Regions from separate parts of the Homo sapiens genome. Here region 2 is linked to region 1. Evidence: read pairs that join two places in POLR2A ChIA-PET (ENCODE). Cell type or tissue: MCF 10A. All regions are shown on one strand.

What was found. ChIA-PET counts read pairs that join two places held together with the same protein. Peaks named below come from ENCODE experiments on the same cell type or tissue, not always from the same donor. Only the 100,000 strongest peaks of a DNase experiment are listed, where the experiment ranks them.
Region 2: POLR2A ChIA-PET joins it to region 1 with 12 read pairs; 3 of 35 experiments call an interaction of 5 or more read pairs at or near these places.

What each region holds. Positions count from the first base shown.
Region 1 is chr1:232,288,512-232,296,511 of GRCh38, reverse strand. No RefSeq gene overlaps it. Among named protein-coding and RNA genes, the nearest start is that of SIPA1L2, 340 kb to the left of the region's middle. In MCF 10A, a CTCF peak has its summit at 3,605; DNase peaks (open chromatin) are centred at 3,501, 4,641 and 5,031.
Region 2 is chr1:232,379,709-232,387,708 of GRCh38, reverse strand. No RefSeq gene overlaps it. Among named protein-coding and RNA genes, the nearest start is that of SIPA1L2, 250 kb to the left of the region's middle. RefSeq lists an enhancer at 7,737-8,000. In MCF 10A, no CTCF peak of the experiment used is centred here; DNase peaks (open chromatin) are centred at 2,318 and 4,028.

The DNA.
Region 1 (8,000 bases):
CAATACTCCAGCCAGGTTTTTAGAGTTCTTTGAGGTCCTGACAGCTCTCAGCCTCACTCTGTGGATCCCCTAGAAGTGTGATAGTCATTTGTGAGCCATGACAGAGTTGAAGGTAGGACAGTCTGACTATTGGGTGTCAGGGTAACATCAGGAATAAACTTACTGGAGGTGGCAGAGATCACTCCTGATTCTCCTGAAAAAGGCAACAATTCAATTCAATTCAATAACATATTACTTGGGGCTGAACATGTTCTGGAGACTATGCTAGACCCTAGAGTTATAGAAACGAAGAAAAGAGAGCAGAGGCAGCTCTGACTACAGGGAGCTTCAGGGTGGGAAAGAGGCCCTGGAGAACTAATCATAGCATCAGGAATATTAGAATTATCATATGCAAACTTTATTGACCATGTAGCAATCACATTTAACACAATAAAAGTCAAGCTCTAACATGTATGTTAGAAATGGAAAAACATATTTTAAGGCTGTTGAGGTCTAAAAAGTAGAACTTCTGGAAAGTTTTCAATAAATTTAAAATGTAATGGATATGTATAACAACATATTAAACCCAGATGAAGAGACAGTTGGTATACTGAAAGACAAAACAAATTAACCAGAATGAAGCACACAAACATAAGAGATTTATAAAATGAGAAGCTCAGAGATGTGGAGAATAGACCAAGAAGGTCTACCATATATAGAATCAAGGTTTCGGAAAAAGAGGAGACAGACAATGAGGCAAAGGCAATATTTATAAAAATAATGCCTGAGGATGTTCTAGAACTGATTAAAGATGCCAGTCCACAGATTGAAGTAGACTAATTCTATGTATGACAAATAATAATAAATCCAGTTTTAGACCCATTTTGTTGAAATTGCAGAAACTGAAAATATAGAAGATCTTAAAAGCAGCCAAAAAAATCCACACCCAAAATCATTATCTTCAAAGGAGTGAGAGACTAATACCTGATTTATCAATGACTTCTTAACAGTTGCAATGAGAGCCGGAAGGCAATAGAAATAATGTCTTCAATTAGCTGCAAGAAAACAACGCGCATCTTATAATTCTATACAGAAAATATACTGTTCAATGGGGAAAGAACTCCCTATTCAATAAATGGTGCCGGGATACCTGGCTAGCCATATGCAGAAGAAGGAAACTGGACCCATATCTTTCACCATATACAAACATTAACTCAAGATGGATTAAAGATTTAAATGTAAGACCTCAAACTATAAGGATGTTAAAAAAAAAAAAAAGCTAGAAAACACCATTCTGGACGTTGGCCTTGCTAAAGAATTTATGACTAAGTTCTCGAAAGTAATTGCAATGAAAACAAAAATTGAAAAGTGGAGCCTATTTAAACTAAAAAGTGTCTGCACAGCAAAAGAAACTATCAACAGAGTAAACAGCCTACAGAATAGGAGAAAATATTCACAAACTATACATCTGATAAAGGTCTAATACTCAGAATCTGTAAGAAACTTAAATAGATAAACAAGCCAAAAACAACCCCATTAAAAAGTGGGCAAAGGACATGAACAGGTATTCTTCAAAAGAAGACATGTAAGTGGCCAAAAAAACATGAAAAAATGCTCAATATCACTAATCATTTGAAAAGTGCAAATTAAAACCACAACGACATACAATCTTACACCAGTCAGAATGGCTACTGTTAAAGAGTAAAGGTTGGGCACAGTAGATCACATCTGTAATCCCAGCACTCTGGGAGGCTGAGTCAGGCAGATGACTTGAGGTCAGGAGTTCAAGACCAGCCTGGCCAACATGGTGAAACCCTGTCTCTACTAAAAATACCAAATTAGCCAGGCATTGTGGTGCATGCCTGTAATCCCAGCTACTCGGGAGGCTGAGGCAGGAGAATCAATCACTTGAACCAGGAGGTGGAGGTTGCAGTGAGCCGAGATTACGTCACTGCACTGCAGCCTGGAAAACAGAGTGAGACTCTATCTCCAAAAAAAAAATAAAAAGTCAAAAACAGTGAAAAACAACAGACGTTGGTGAGGCTGTGGAAAAAAAGGGAATGAGTATACACTCCTGGTGGGAATGAGATTCGTTCAGTCACTGTGGAAAGCAGTTTGGAGATTTCTCAAAGAACTTAAAACAGAACTACCATATGACCCTGCAATCCTACTACTGGGTATATACCCAAAGAAAAATAGCTCATTCTACCAAAAAGAACACATGCATTCATATGTTCATGGCAGCGTTATTCACAATAGCAAAGACATTGAATCAACCCACATGCTCATCTGCAGTGGATTCAATAAAAAAAAAATATGGAACATATACATCACAGAATACTATGCAGCCATAAAAAGAATGGCATCATGTTCTTTGGAGCAACATGGATGCAGCTAGATGCCATTATCCTAAGTGAATTAACTGAGAAACAGAAAACCAAATACTGCATGTTCTCACTTATAAGTGGGAGCTAAATATTGGGTCTCATGGACATGAAGATGGCAACCACAGATACTGGGGGCAACTATAGGGGAAAGGCAGGGAGGGGGGCAATGTTGAAAAACTAACTGTTGGGTACCATGCTCATTATCTGGGTGACAGAATAATTCGTATCCCAAACCTCAGCATGACACAGTATACCCATGTAACAAACCTGCATATGTACCCCTTGAATCTAAAATGAAAGTTGAAATTATTTTTAAAATATATCAAAAATGAGGGCAAGATAAAGACAGATAAACTAAAAGTTTTCCACCAATAGACATTTACTAAATAAAATTCTAAAAGATGTATACCAAACAGGAAATTCGAAATATAAGAAGGAATGACAGGCAAAGAAAATTGTAAATATAGGTGTAATCAAAAAGGAATGAGGCGGGGACAAGAGGGGCAGGAAAATATTCACTGAGGAACCAATGGTGGTTCTTAGAACAGGAAGATGGTAGAGTCTTCTCATTTGGTAACAAGTCAGGAGGGAAGTGGTTTATAGGTGGCAGTTGGTAAACTGGCCTAGGCATATCCCAAGGAAGATAACCAATCAACTGAGAAGAAAGTTACCTTTCAAGCCACGATGTGGTTTTTTTTGTTTGTTTGTTTTAGGTAGCTCTCTGCATTGTTTTTCAAGAATTATTCTGTCATACTTCATAGACTTTAGCCATTTTGCTTTAGGAGAGGTGGGCCAAAGCACCTGGGTGTGGGTTGTGAGAGGAGAAGTTGGCTGAATTATCTGCAGAATTGGCTTAGTACTCCTCTTCATTTTACAAGTAAAAAAAATCATGTCTTTTGTCAGACCCTGTTCTTTAGGATGCCACAGCCCATAGCCCGCAGCTGGCGGCCTCTGACAAAGAAATGAAGGAAGCTCATGACCAGTCTTGTATTGCCAGCAAGGAGGGCATGAAGAAAGTGTCACGGAGCATTTGCCTTTGTGTTGCAATGGTTGTTGTTGGCAACATCCCTGAGTTGTACCCACATTTCATCTGTTTGAGCTCGTATTGGGAGATCAGAGAAGAGCTACAAGGAAGGTAAAGGATTTGCATCTGTTAACAAACCTTGGGCTTGTCCTTGGATTGGTTTCTAGCTACTCTTCTCCAGCTGAGGTTGAGTCATCGGAAGACGCTCAGTTCTGACCCAGTGGCTCCTCAAGGAATGGCACCAGCGCTGAGAGAGGATAGGTTTTTCTCTTGCCAGACTTTTGTGATGGTTTTGTTTTGAATAACACGGTCTCCAACTGATGGATCTCTTAAGTCTATTGATACAAAAAGTACCTCCTTGTAAATGTTTTTCAGTGACAGGAAAGATAATAATGAACCCAAGAAGCATAGAAGGAGAGTGTTGGCAAGAGGAAAGGGAATGGCTGCAGGAGAACAGAGGTGAGTAGCCTTTAAGAGAAGCTTAGATTAAATTAATTAGGAGTGCCAGAGGGGAACAGTTTAAGAGTGAAGGAAGTCATTCTGTTTGGGAGAATAGAAGAAGAAAGAAAAACAAGCTTGGTGAGAGGCTGTTTGAAGTTAAAGAAGTTAGTTCGTTTCAAACTGGATATTTGCCAAGAGCCCTACAGAAGATTTTCTCAAGTCTGAAGGAGGCAATTTCCCACTTTCTGTTTAGAAGAGTTCTTTGCTTAGTAGCTGTTGTACTTGTAAATTCATTTAATCTCTGCCTCTTCTTACCAACTGCCTGATCTCACATACTGGGGCTGCCATAGTCTCCCAAAAGTTCTTTCACATTTATGCTCTAACCATGATATTTACTCAGAGAATCAAATTTGTTCCAAGGCGTTTTCTTAAAACACCCCAGAGGAAAATGTTTTATGTAAGAGAAAGCAATGAGATGGATTGATGTTTGTATTTTAATTTTTTTGTATAGTTTATTTATTTTAGAAGCAAATGCATTTTTTGGGACATCGAAGAAAAATGGTGGATGGGATAAAATTGGCCTTTTTCTGAATGCCTGGTCTATGGTATTTGAGCTAACAAATTTACCCTGAAGCCAAACTTCTCTGAATTTCTAAGGCTCCATATGAGCTCATCTATTAGGAAAATAACATAAGAAATAATGTGAAGACAATGAGCCCATATTTATTTGGCTTTCCTCCAATAAAACTACAATCAATTTGAAGGAAAATATTGTAAAAGAAAAGGGAGGTGGCTGAGTTGGCAGCACACCAAGATGCATAGCCAAGATGTGTTGAAACCGAGGTTGTCACAAAGAACAGTAAAAAGAACCATGAACTGAATTTTAAACCAAGAGCAAATCATTCTCTAATTTGGTTCTTTTAGGTCAAAGTTAGATATTATTCTGCCTGCTTACCTTGTGATTAGGTCAAATGGCCTAATGAGTTCTAAACTGCATGAAAAGGATGAGGCTCTAAGTTTGAGTTTCCGGGAGATATTTCTTAAGTCATTTTGAAGTCCATGAATGAGTTAGGAGTGAGCTTTGCATCCTCAGATCTCAGACACTCCAGCTTAGAGGCTGTGGGGGTGCATCAATCCTGCAGAGTTGCCTAAACCACTGTGAGCTCCCAGCCTTCTTCCATCTTCCTTCTCAGCTGGACAGGGCTCTCCCACAAAACCTACAGCCCACAGCTGCTATTGGCAATGCAAGGTTGATGATTGCTGTACACCAGTGACGTCTTTGCTGTCTTCACCGGCATGTGATGTGTTCCCAGACTTCTGGCTTGGCTTTGGCTATTATCATTGGCTTCCCTCTTTGCTGCTGAATTGCTAATTTAAAACCAAACCAAATCGGACAAGCTCTTATAACATTCTTTTCTGCTGATTACACAAAATAGGAAATAGAATTAATATTTCAAGTCCCATCTATTTTTACATATATAAATATTTGCTTTTAGTTCTTATCAAGTGCTAGGCACTATACTGAGTAGACTGTGCTATGCCCTATATGCTTCTATCTAGACTATTGCTTATGTATTAATTCAGCCAATATTTATTGAACACCTTCTGTGTGCCACATACTATTTTAGGCATTAGGGATATATCAATGAACAACAAAAGAAGCCAACAGACTAAGTTTTTGCACTCAAAAAGCTTATGTTTGACAAAAATAAGAGAGCAATAAGTGAATATATGTCAGGTGGCCAAATGTTCATGAACAGATGAATAGGTAAAGTAAATGTGATATACATACATATCACATTTGAGTGTGATATATATATACACACACACACACACACACACACACACAAAAGGAGTACTATTCAGCCATAAAAAAGTAAGAAATCCTGTCATTTGCAGCAACATGGATGAGCCTAGAGGACATTATATTAAGCAAAATAAGTCAGGCATGGAAAAATAAATGCATGTTCTCATGCATATGTGGGAGAAAAAAATAAGCTCATAGAAGTAGAGAGTAGAATTGAGGTCATTTGAGGTTGGAAAGGGTAGGAGGGAGGGAGGATAGGAGAGGTTGGTTAATGGCTGCAAAATTATGCCTAGATGGAGGAATGCTTCTAGTGTACTGTAGCACTGTAAGGCTAATATGGTTAACAATAATTTAGTGTACATTTTCAAAAAAAGCTAGAGGAGAGGATTTTGAATGTTCACAACACAGAGAAATGATCAATGTTCAAGGTGATGAATATGCTAATTACTAATTACTTGGATCTAAACATTGCACATTGCATGCATGTATCAAAATATCTCTTTGCGTCCCATAAATATGTACAATTATTACATGCCAAGTAAAAATAAAAGGAAAAAACATGTCCGGTGGCAATAAATGATAAGGAAAATAGTGGGTAAAGAGAGTGGAGAGTAATGGGACTTTAGGGGAAGCCTCTCTGGGAGAGCACAGTTGAGAAAAGATAGCTGAGCAGAAACTTGAAAGAGGTGAAGGAACAAGTGTCACAGGTATCTGTGGGAAGAGCCTTCCTGGCAGAGCAACAGGAAGCAAAGAGGCTATGGAGGTGGATTTCTGCTTGCCATGTTTAATGATGCCCAGAGTGGTCAGTGTGGCCGGGAGCAGTGGGAGCAGGGAGAGGAGAGGGGAAGATGTAACCAAAGAGACCTCTCTTTAGGGCCCTGCAAGGATGTTGGCTTGAGCTTACTGGGTCAGAGGGGAGCTGTGATGTGGGTCAGTGTTAGGAGGGTCACTGTGGCTGCCGTGTGGGGAACAGAGCCCAGAGGGGCATTATGGGGAGCAGAGAGCCTGCTAGAAGGCATTTGCAATGTCTATTTGTTCCATACGAATACTCCACAGCATTGTGCTAAGAATTGCAGGGTTGGAATAAGAAGCATGAGGCAGGATGACTGGTGCTATCTCCTGCTTTCTTCCACTTGCCTATGGTTATGCTGATACTTCTCTCTGAACCTGTTTTCTCACAAGGAGGCAGAATAACCTAGTGATTAAGAATACAGGTGTTTTAGTTTAACTGAGGCCCATTCGTCTATTTTTGGTTGTGTTGCCCGTGCTTTTGAGGTCTCAGTTATAAACTCTTTGCCTAAACCAAAGCCTAGAAGCATTTTACTTGCGTTTTCTTCCAGGATTGTTATAGTTTCAGGTCTTATACTTAAGTCTTTAATCCATTTTAAGGTGATTTTTGTATATGCTGAGGGATAGGGGTCCAGTTGCATTATTCTATATGAACCATCTAATTTTCCCAATACCATTTATTTAAAAGAGTGTCCTTTCCCCAGTGTTGGCTTTGTCAAACATCAGTTGGCTGAAAACATGTGGCTTTATTTCTGGGTTTTCTATTCTATTCTATTGATCTATATGTCTACTTTTATACCAGTACCATAACGTTTTGATAATATAATTTGAAGTCAGATAAGTGATGCTTCCAGCTTTGTGTGTTACTCGGGTGATGGGTTAAAATAGTACATATGTCAGGCCGGGCGCGGTAGCTCACGCCTGTAATCCCAGCACTTTGGGAGGTTGTGGCAGGTGGATCACAAGGTCAGGAGTTCAAGACCAGCCTGGACAAGATGGTGAAACCCCGTCTCTACTAAAAATACAAAAATTAGCCAGGCGTGGTGGTGGACACCTGTAATCCCAGCTACTCAGGACGCTGAGGCAGGAGAATGGCTTGAACCCAGGAGGCAGAGGTTGCAGTGAGCCAAGATCATGCCATTGCACTCCAGCCTGGGTGACAGAGCAAGACTCCAGCTCAAAAATAATAATATTAATTAATTAAATTTAAAAATTTAAAAAATAGTACATATGTCATAGAGTTGTAAGGGATTAAGTGTAGTCATTCATGTGCAGTGCTTATCAGAATGCCAGGCACACAGAGTTGATTGGAGAATTACAGAAGGTAGAACATGGGAATGTTCTCCGTAAATAGTAGATGTCATGAAAATGTTAGTTGTTAGGATATGCATCAATGTGTGCGAAGTTTGAGAGTATGTGCTGTGAGGGGTTCCAGCACAGGTTCATTCTGCAGAGGAAGTTTAGGGGCACATTTTGCACATATCATGACATTAGGCCCAACATTGCACAGTCATTTCCCATTAGACAATGGGATGGGGGCCAATCACATGGGTGTGAAGGCTGGCCTTGACCT
Region 2 (8,000 bases), 91 kb before region 1:
ATAGGAAAGAAATGAAGAGGTGTTGATACCATCTAACTCTGTGGTTGCCAGGAATCAAAGGAATGTAATACAGGTAATAACTTAGAAAAAGCATTTTTGTTTTCTGCCGAAGTGCACAAAGGCAATGGACTAATACAACTGTTGAAATCCACAAGTGCCTGGTTTCCAGCACTGGTGGAAACCACTGGCCAAGCAGATGGTCCGGAGTCAGCTCATGTGTGTGTCTGCTGGGGCATGCTGGGCATCATCAGCAGAAACCCAGTGTGACTGTGGAAGGCAGGCTAGACACGAGTTTAAGCTGAGAACCCCAAGGCATGGCAAAGTGCACCTGGGCAGGTGGATCCAACTTGGGCTGCCCCCTGTGTGTCTGCAGCCCCTGCCCTGCCGGGTCATAAAGGCCAGGTCAGATGAGAAGAGCTGGACCTTTGAGGGGGGCACAGGACAGACTCCAGATGGCCAGCCCTTGCTCTGCCCCTAGAAAAGCCAGGGCCTCAGAAGAGACCCGGCTTCCGGGACCTTGCTAACCTCAGCTAGGCAGACAGCTAGAGCATCCTCAGAGCCCTGAAAAGAGGCACAGAGGAGCCCAACATGGGGACCAAATCCTTTTAAAGGATGCTAGCCCATCTCTTTTCCCAGTGTAAATGCCCACAGAAGAAACATTTTCCCCTCTCCAAGTTTCAAATTTTTCAACCTGGCAAATAAAAGCAATCTGTGGGCCTGTGCCTGATTTATGCAGGTGTCTGTAAAGGGTTTCCCTGGCCGCTGTTTTCTGTTTGCCCCGCATCCTGCACCACACTCAGTCACATTCACACCCAGGAAGCCTGAGCCAGCCAGGGTGACCTAATATCCCACAGGGGTTCCCAGCCGGATGTGTTCAGCCATCTTCCACAGAGTCACTTCTGCTAGAAGGAGCTGAAAGTGCTGGCCCTGCTGAGAGTCCATGCTCACCTGAGTAGTAGAAGGGATATCACGAGCAACTGAGAGTTTCCTGGCATGGGCTCCCGGTTCTTTTCACCCCTCCAAGTGGGATCTACCATTAGCTAGGCTGGGCCCTAACAGTGCACTGTTTTGAGGTTGATTGGCCAGACTTTGGAAGGTAAGACAGGAACAGTGATCTGGAGAGGGCTGAGCCTTGAGCAGGCGTTGCTGCTTTGACAGCTGACAGTGATCCCATGATCCCTTCCCAGAGAATGTGCTGTGTGGCCGAGTGAAAAGCTGCACTTGGCTCCAGGGACAGGTGTGACCTCAGTCCTGTCAGACTGCGGAACCCCAGGTCGTGACCTTCCTTCCTCTCCTCACTCAGGGTGGCATCTCCTGTGCCACATACGGTCTTAGTCTGCACCATGGACGTTCGAAACACCAGAGCACTGGCAAATGTCGCCGGGGCCCTGGGCCCTAGGGATGCAGGCATCTCTCCAAGGGAGCTTCTCTCACACTTGGAAGTAGGCACCGAATGTGTGATGTCCTCTGTGGCTCCCTCTCCACCCACTCATTTCCACACTGTCTACACCTGCTGTCTACATTGCCTGCATACCCACCTGAGGCACCCAGTAACCAGCCTCTATTTCTACCACTCACCTAAGCCTGAGGGTTCTGATGAGGGCCACCAGAAGCCTACCAGCTGCTAAAACAAATAGACATGGAATTTCAATAAAAATAGAGCGCAAGGGCCAGGTGCCGTGGCTCACGCCTGTAATCCCAGCACGATGGGAGGCTGAGGCAGGCGGATCACGAGATCAGGAGATCGAGATCATCCTGGCCAACATGGTGAAACCCTGTCTCTACTAAAAATACAAAAAAAATTAGCTGGGCTTGGTGGCACGTGCCTGTAATCCCAGCTACTCGGGAGGCTGAGACAGGAGAATTGCTTGAACCAGGGAGTCAGAGGTTGCAGTGAGCCGAGATCGCACCACTGCACTTCAGCCTGGGTGACAGAGTAAGACTCCATCTCAAAAAAAAAAAAAAAAAAAATAGAGTGCAATAGCTTTCACTATACATCTCCATGCACTGGCACATGGTACTGATGAAGTTGAATTTTTCAGATCTTCTCCTTGCCCTCCCACGGCATTGGCAGGGTGACATAGTCCCTCCTGGAAACGTGGTGCCCCCCCATCCCAGGACACTTGGCCGTGCGTGGCTCTGCCCACTCTTGCCTGCCGCCTTCCCTGCACCTCTCCTTTGGCCACTCTGCCGAAGTTGGCCTCTCTCTGTGTTTGTGGCCTCCCACAGTCTCTGCGTGGGGAGTGCTCATTCCTGCCCAGGGCCCTGCTAGTCCCAGCTCTTTGCCCTAACTCTCCCACAGCCCTGCGGGAAGTGCAGATGGGCTGACTCACCACCTCCTGAGAAGAGCTCTGTACTGCACAGGCAGAACACCCAACACTGCATCCTCAGCAGCGAGAGTTGCAGATACAACTTAAATGCTACCAATCAGTCCCCACGCAATGCAATTCGGAGCTCAGTCATGTGGGCAAAAGGTAGCAGTGCAGGAAGTATCCACTGGTTGCTGTAGGTGTGGCAGGCAGGATGCTGGACCCCATGGTCCCTGAATCATAGCTAAGGGTGGAGACGCTGGAGCCAGTGGTCAGGTGGGCTGCGTGACTCCAGCTCCCTGACTGGGGTACCCTGCACCTCCTTTTCTACACTGGCTCTGTGGACTTGCTCCAGGAGTCACTCCTGCAGCCTGCTCCTAAGGTTTTGAAGCCACTTGTACAAACCACCGTCTGCTGGCAAGAGTTGGCATGCTTCTCTTCCCTCTGTCGTGGAAATTTTGTATTACCTGGACCACTGTCTCTACTTCAGTGTCCCAGTTCATGCTCATTATTTCAAAACCAGAATTCTCCTCTTCTGTGTCAGACAGTATGCTTCCAGTAGCAATTAACAGACACTCAGTTCAAATAAATTTGAATTCTAAGGGGGATTTTTGGCTTACAGAACAGGAACTGGAGATCAGCAGGCTTCAGAGCTGGTTTCCTCTGGTAGGATAATCATGCCCCCAAAGCCCTGGTTTCTGCCACTTATCTGTTGTGTCTTCGATGACCTCAGCCTCATCCTCAGGCTGGCTCTCTGCCTGCTCCCAGGATGGCTATCCAGGATGGGCCTCCTTTCTTCTCCACCTCCAGAGAGAGAGAGAAGAGAGAAGAGAAAAAAAAAAAGACAGAGAAGGAGAGAGAAAACACAGAGACAGAAAGACAGAGAGGTGGGGGTGGGGAGAGAGAGGGGAGGAGAGAGAAGAAGGGAGAGGGAGGAGAGACAGAGAGAAAAGGACAGGAAGAGATAACAGAGCATGAGAATGAGCCCATGTTTCTGCTTCAAGAGTCAAGCAGAAGTCCTAAGGTCTTCTCTGATTGCGCCGACTTAGACCACACCCTCATGAGCTCATCACAGCAGGCAAGGATGGAGGATTCACTTAAGACTCTCAGAGGCCCCCTTGAAACTTAGACCTGGAGTCAGCTTCCCCAAAGCACAGGGAGCATAGTGGACAAGGTGACTACCCAGACTAGAATGTGAGGACTGTTCTGAAGGGTAGAAGAGAATCCGTGCTAAGTAGGAGAGAATCAGTGCTTGGAGGAGAGAATCTGTGCTAGGTAGGACACTGCCCGGGACTGAAGGCTTCTTCTCCCCACCCCCAAATTCGTACATTAAGGCCCTAATGTAGTGGCATTTGGAGGCAGGGCCTTTGGGAGGCAATTGTGTTTGGATGAGGTCGTGGGACTGGATCCCTCGTGATGGGAGTGGTTCCCCATAAAGGGATGAAGAGCCAAGGGCTTGCTCTCTATGCCATATAAGGACGCAGTAAGAAGATGCCCTCTGTAAACCAGGAAGTGCACCCCCACCCGACACCAGATCTGCTGCACCTTGACTTGGGATGTCCAGCCCCCAGAACTGTGAGCAATAAATGTGTGTTGCTTAAGCCACTCGGGCTTTGGCACATTTGTGACAGCAGCTCAACCAGACAGACCAAGACAGAAACCCAGCAATATCCTCCACCCACTTCCAAAACGGTTCATGTTCTGCGTTCTCATTCCATAGCGGTGGGTGACAGCCATCTACCAGGTGCCCTGCCCAGGAATCTCTGAGTCAGCCTAGGTTACGGCCTCTCCCTCACTGTCTGCGTCGAGTTCATTGCCAAGATACACTGTTGGTGGTGGTGGTGCTCTCACTTCCCAAATACCATGAAATTGTGTCCTCCAGCTTTCATCCTTTCTTTCAAGCCCTCACCAGTGCCCACCTGAACACAGCACCCAACTCCTGAGTGGTCTCCTGAACTATCCATTCCCCCAACCCAGCCACCCCCATACCACGCTTCCGGCACCAGGGCGCTGTGACACATCCTTCCTTCCTTGCCAAGCTCCTGATTAAAATGCTTCTGGAGGCCGGGCGTGGTGGCTCACACCTGTAATCCCAGCACTTTGGGAAGCCAAGGCAGGTGGATCATTTGAGGTCAGAAGTTTGAGACCAGCCTGACCAACATGGTGAAACCCCATCTCTACTAAAATACAAAAATTAGCCAGCCATGATGACGGACACCTGTAATCTGAGCTACTTGGGAGGCTGAGGCAGGAGAATCACTTGAACCCAGGAGGCGGGGGTTACAGTGAGCCGAGATTGTACCACTGCACTCCAGCCTGGGCAATAGAGTGAGACTCCCTCTCAAAAATAAATAATAAATAAATAAAACGGCTTCTGGTGCTATCCTCTGCCTCAAAATAAAGCCCAGCCATGCCTTCCTCCTATAGCTCAGCACCATCTCCTCTGTGCTACCTCCCTCCTCACACACCCACTGGCTTCCCAAACACATGAGCCATTTGACACGTAGCACATTTGTGTGGCTGAGGGAAGAGGCTCCGGATCCTCTGAGCTGGACGAAGGGTTGCACACTAAACTCTGGGGCAGTGGCCATGTCCCAGCCCTTTCCCTGGTGATTCATTCCCACTTTTTCTGTTGGTGTGAAATAGAATCATAGAAACCCAATCCAGTACTCCACAAAATTAAAATTTTTAAGACTCCCAATTCATTACATGCCTAACTATAAAGGCAAAGTTATAAAGCTAGAAGAAAGCTTTAAAACTATAAAACTGGGAGAAAATGCAGAAGAATATCTTTAGAGTCTTGATGAGGAAAATCTTTATTAAAAAAAGTCCAAAAAAAACACAAGAAAAATGATGTCACTGGCTTTACTAAAGATTTCTGTTCAGTAACTAGCAACAGAGACTGGATGAACAGACAGGAGAAAACATATCCATTTTCTTTTTCTTTTTCTTTTCTTTTTTTTTTTTTTTTTTTGTGGACCGAGTCTTACTGTGTCGCCCAGGCTGGAGTGCAGTGGTGCGATCTCAGCTCACTGCAACCTCTGCCTCCCGGGTTCAAGTGATTCTCCTGCCTCAGCTTCCCAAGTAGCTGGGACTACAGATGCATGCCACCACGCCTGGCTAATTTTTTGTATTTTTAGTAGAGATGGGGTTTCACTGTGTTAGCCAGGATGGTCTCAATCTCCTGACCTCGTGATCCACCCACCTCATCCTCCCAAAGTGCTGGGATTCCAGGCGCTTTCTATACCTGACAAAAGCCTGGTATTCAGAAACCATAAAGAACTTTTGTAAATCACACAGAAAAAGAAGATTAATACAATAGAAAAATAGGCGATGCATACGAGCAGGCCTGTCACAGAGGGAGAAGCTCAAAGGCTAATGAGCATATGAAGAGATTCTCAACCTCACCAGCAATGAGAGCAGTACAGATTAAAATATCAGAGAAATACAAATTCCCCGCACCAGTTGGCCGGAGCTAGAATGCTGGAGAAAAAGCAATTGGTGGTGAGGATGTGGGAGGAATGGGAGCTCGTTGGTGTGTGGACTAGTGCAGCCATTTGGAAAGCAGCCAGGCAGTGTTAAGTGAAATTCAGGAGAGAAATATCATATTACACATCTTTGCATATCTATATATATGTATATGTGTGTATATCAAAAGAAATATGCACCTCTGTGCACAAAGGAGCATGTCTCAGGATATTCATCATGGCGCTGCTTCTGCTGGGTGGCCGAGGTGTCCTCACTAGAGGGACAGTCAATGTGAGCTCTTAACAGCACCAGATTTCTTGCAGCAATCGGAAGCCAGAAACTCTGTCTGCAGAGAGCCAATGATTACGCCTCAAAAACATACTGTTAAGTGCGAAAGTGAGTAAAAGGAAGAGATTGATATTGTAATGCTATGTTGACATTATTTGAAACAACAAACCACAAAAGAACAAAGCATATTTTCTGTAAATATAAATATGTATAAATTCATACATGAGGGGATGGATGATAGCCACCTCATGAATGTGGCAAAGTGCCGAAGGGTGGGTGGGGTGGGGTGTGTGGGGTGGAGGGTTAGAACTAAAGAGGAGAAAAGTAAAATAAAAGAAGGCAAAAGAAGGGCTTTTCATGGGTCTAAGTTTGCTTTGAATGTAGGAGTGTGGTCAAGTCAATGCTGTGCACCTGAGGTCCATTAAAAGAGAAAGAAAGGAAAGAAGTTCAGCCTGAAAGATTCCATGCATTTTTATGGACTCAGATCAAAGCATTGTTTATCTACTCTGTCTCCCCTACTCCCTCGTCTTCCACTGCTGCTGATAATCCAGGAGATATTACAAGTAAGAGTTGTGCTTGATTCTGGCCCATGATGGGTGCCTCCCCGCTCCACCGTGGCTGAGCTCAGGCAGTTGGTGTAGAACCTTCTTACCCACTACTTGAAGGAGTTTAGCCCTTTGCCTCTCTACCAACCTCCATTCAGAAAGCAAAATCAGGGTCTCGACTTGAAATGATCATCTTGAAAGAAGCCATTGGCCAATGTTCACTGCAGTGTTTCTGCTCCCTGAAGCATCTCCCAGGCAACTTCTGGAGACAGGACTAAATCTGGGAAGGAAGCGTGTCTGTGCTTTCCACTAGGCACCAGGTCAGTCACCAGGGTTGGCTGGCTGCTGCTCTGAGTGCATAGTTTGACTATAACCATTTTGTTAAAAGAGAATAAGATGAAGTGGCAAGGCCAGCTTTGTTGGTCAAGGTCCCCAAGGCCGTGCTCACCAGGGCCAGCTGCATAATTTGTAGCCCAGTGTGAAGTGAAAATTCAGGGCTCCTTGCTCAAAAAGCAGAAAATGAGTGCTGTTATAGATACTACGATACAGATCATTTCCTCTCTCCCTCTGTCTCTCTCTTTTTCTCTTTACTTGCCATGGTGGTTTTTTTTTAATTGGCTATTAAATAGCCAATTAAGACATTAGAAGACATTAAAATCTTCTTCATGGAGACAGGGATGTCGCCCTGTGGGCACAGATCATCTCAGGCTCCTGTGGACCCCATCCTGCTACTAGGAGGGGGCGCCCTTCTCCCAGCCATCACATTGACGTACCATCCCTGAGCTGGGGCAAGGCAGGAACTCTCCCCTTCCCATAGGACCAGAACTCCAGTTCATGGTTCCTCCCAAGGGATGACACCTGTGGGCCAAGACCAAGATCACTTTCTGGATAAGGGGTAAACCAGAAGCTTCCCTGTGCTGGGTCACCAGCAGCTACCATCTTGAACTGGGGACAGACACCTCCATGTCCTGGGCCAAGGTATATGGAACATGTCTGCCAGCCTTTCCTGTCCCCACACCTGCCTCAGGCCCCCACTGGGCAGGAAGATGGCCAAGGTTGCTGGGAGAGAGGGGAAAAGGGAAGCCAAATGGGACATGGTGCCAGGGAACAGGGGAGCCAGCACCAGAGGAGGCATCCCAGGGAGGCAGCAGCAGAAGGACCACAGGGGGCCAAGCAAGCCCCTGTGCATGCTGCACGGTTCCATGAGCTTTCACTCACAAAACACAGGTCCTAAACGACAATCATTACGAATTGCAGGCCTGCAACCACACGGCATGAAACCCCTGTGCTGTTGCAGTGGTTACATGGCCAAAAGGCTGACCCTGCTGTTTACCATGACAGATCCACTTTCTCCTCCAGGAAGGAACTGTGAATCTCACCACAATGCCCT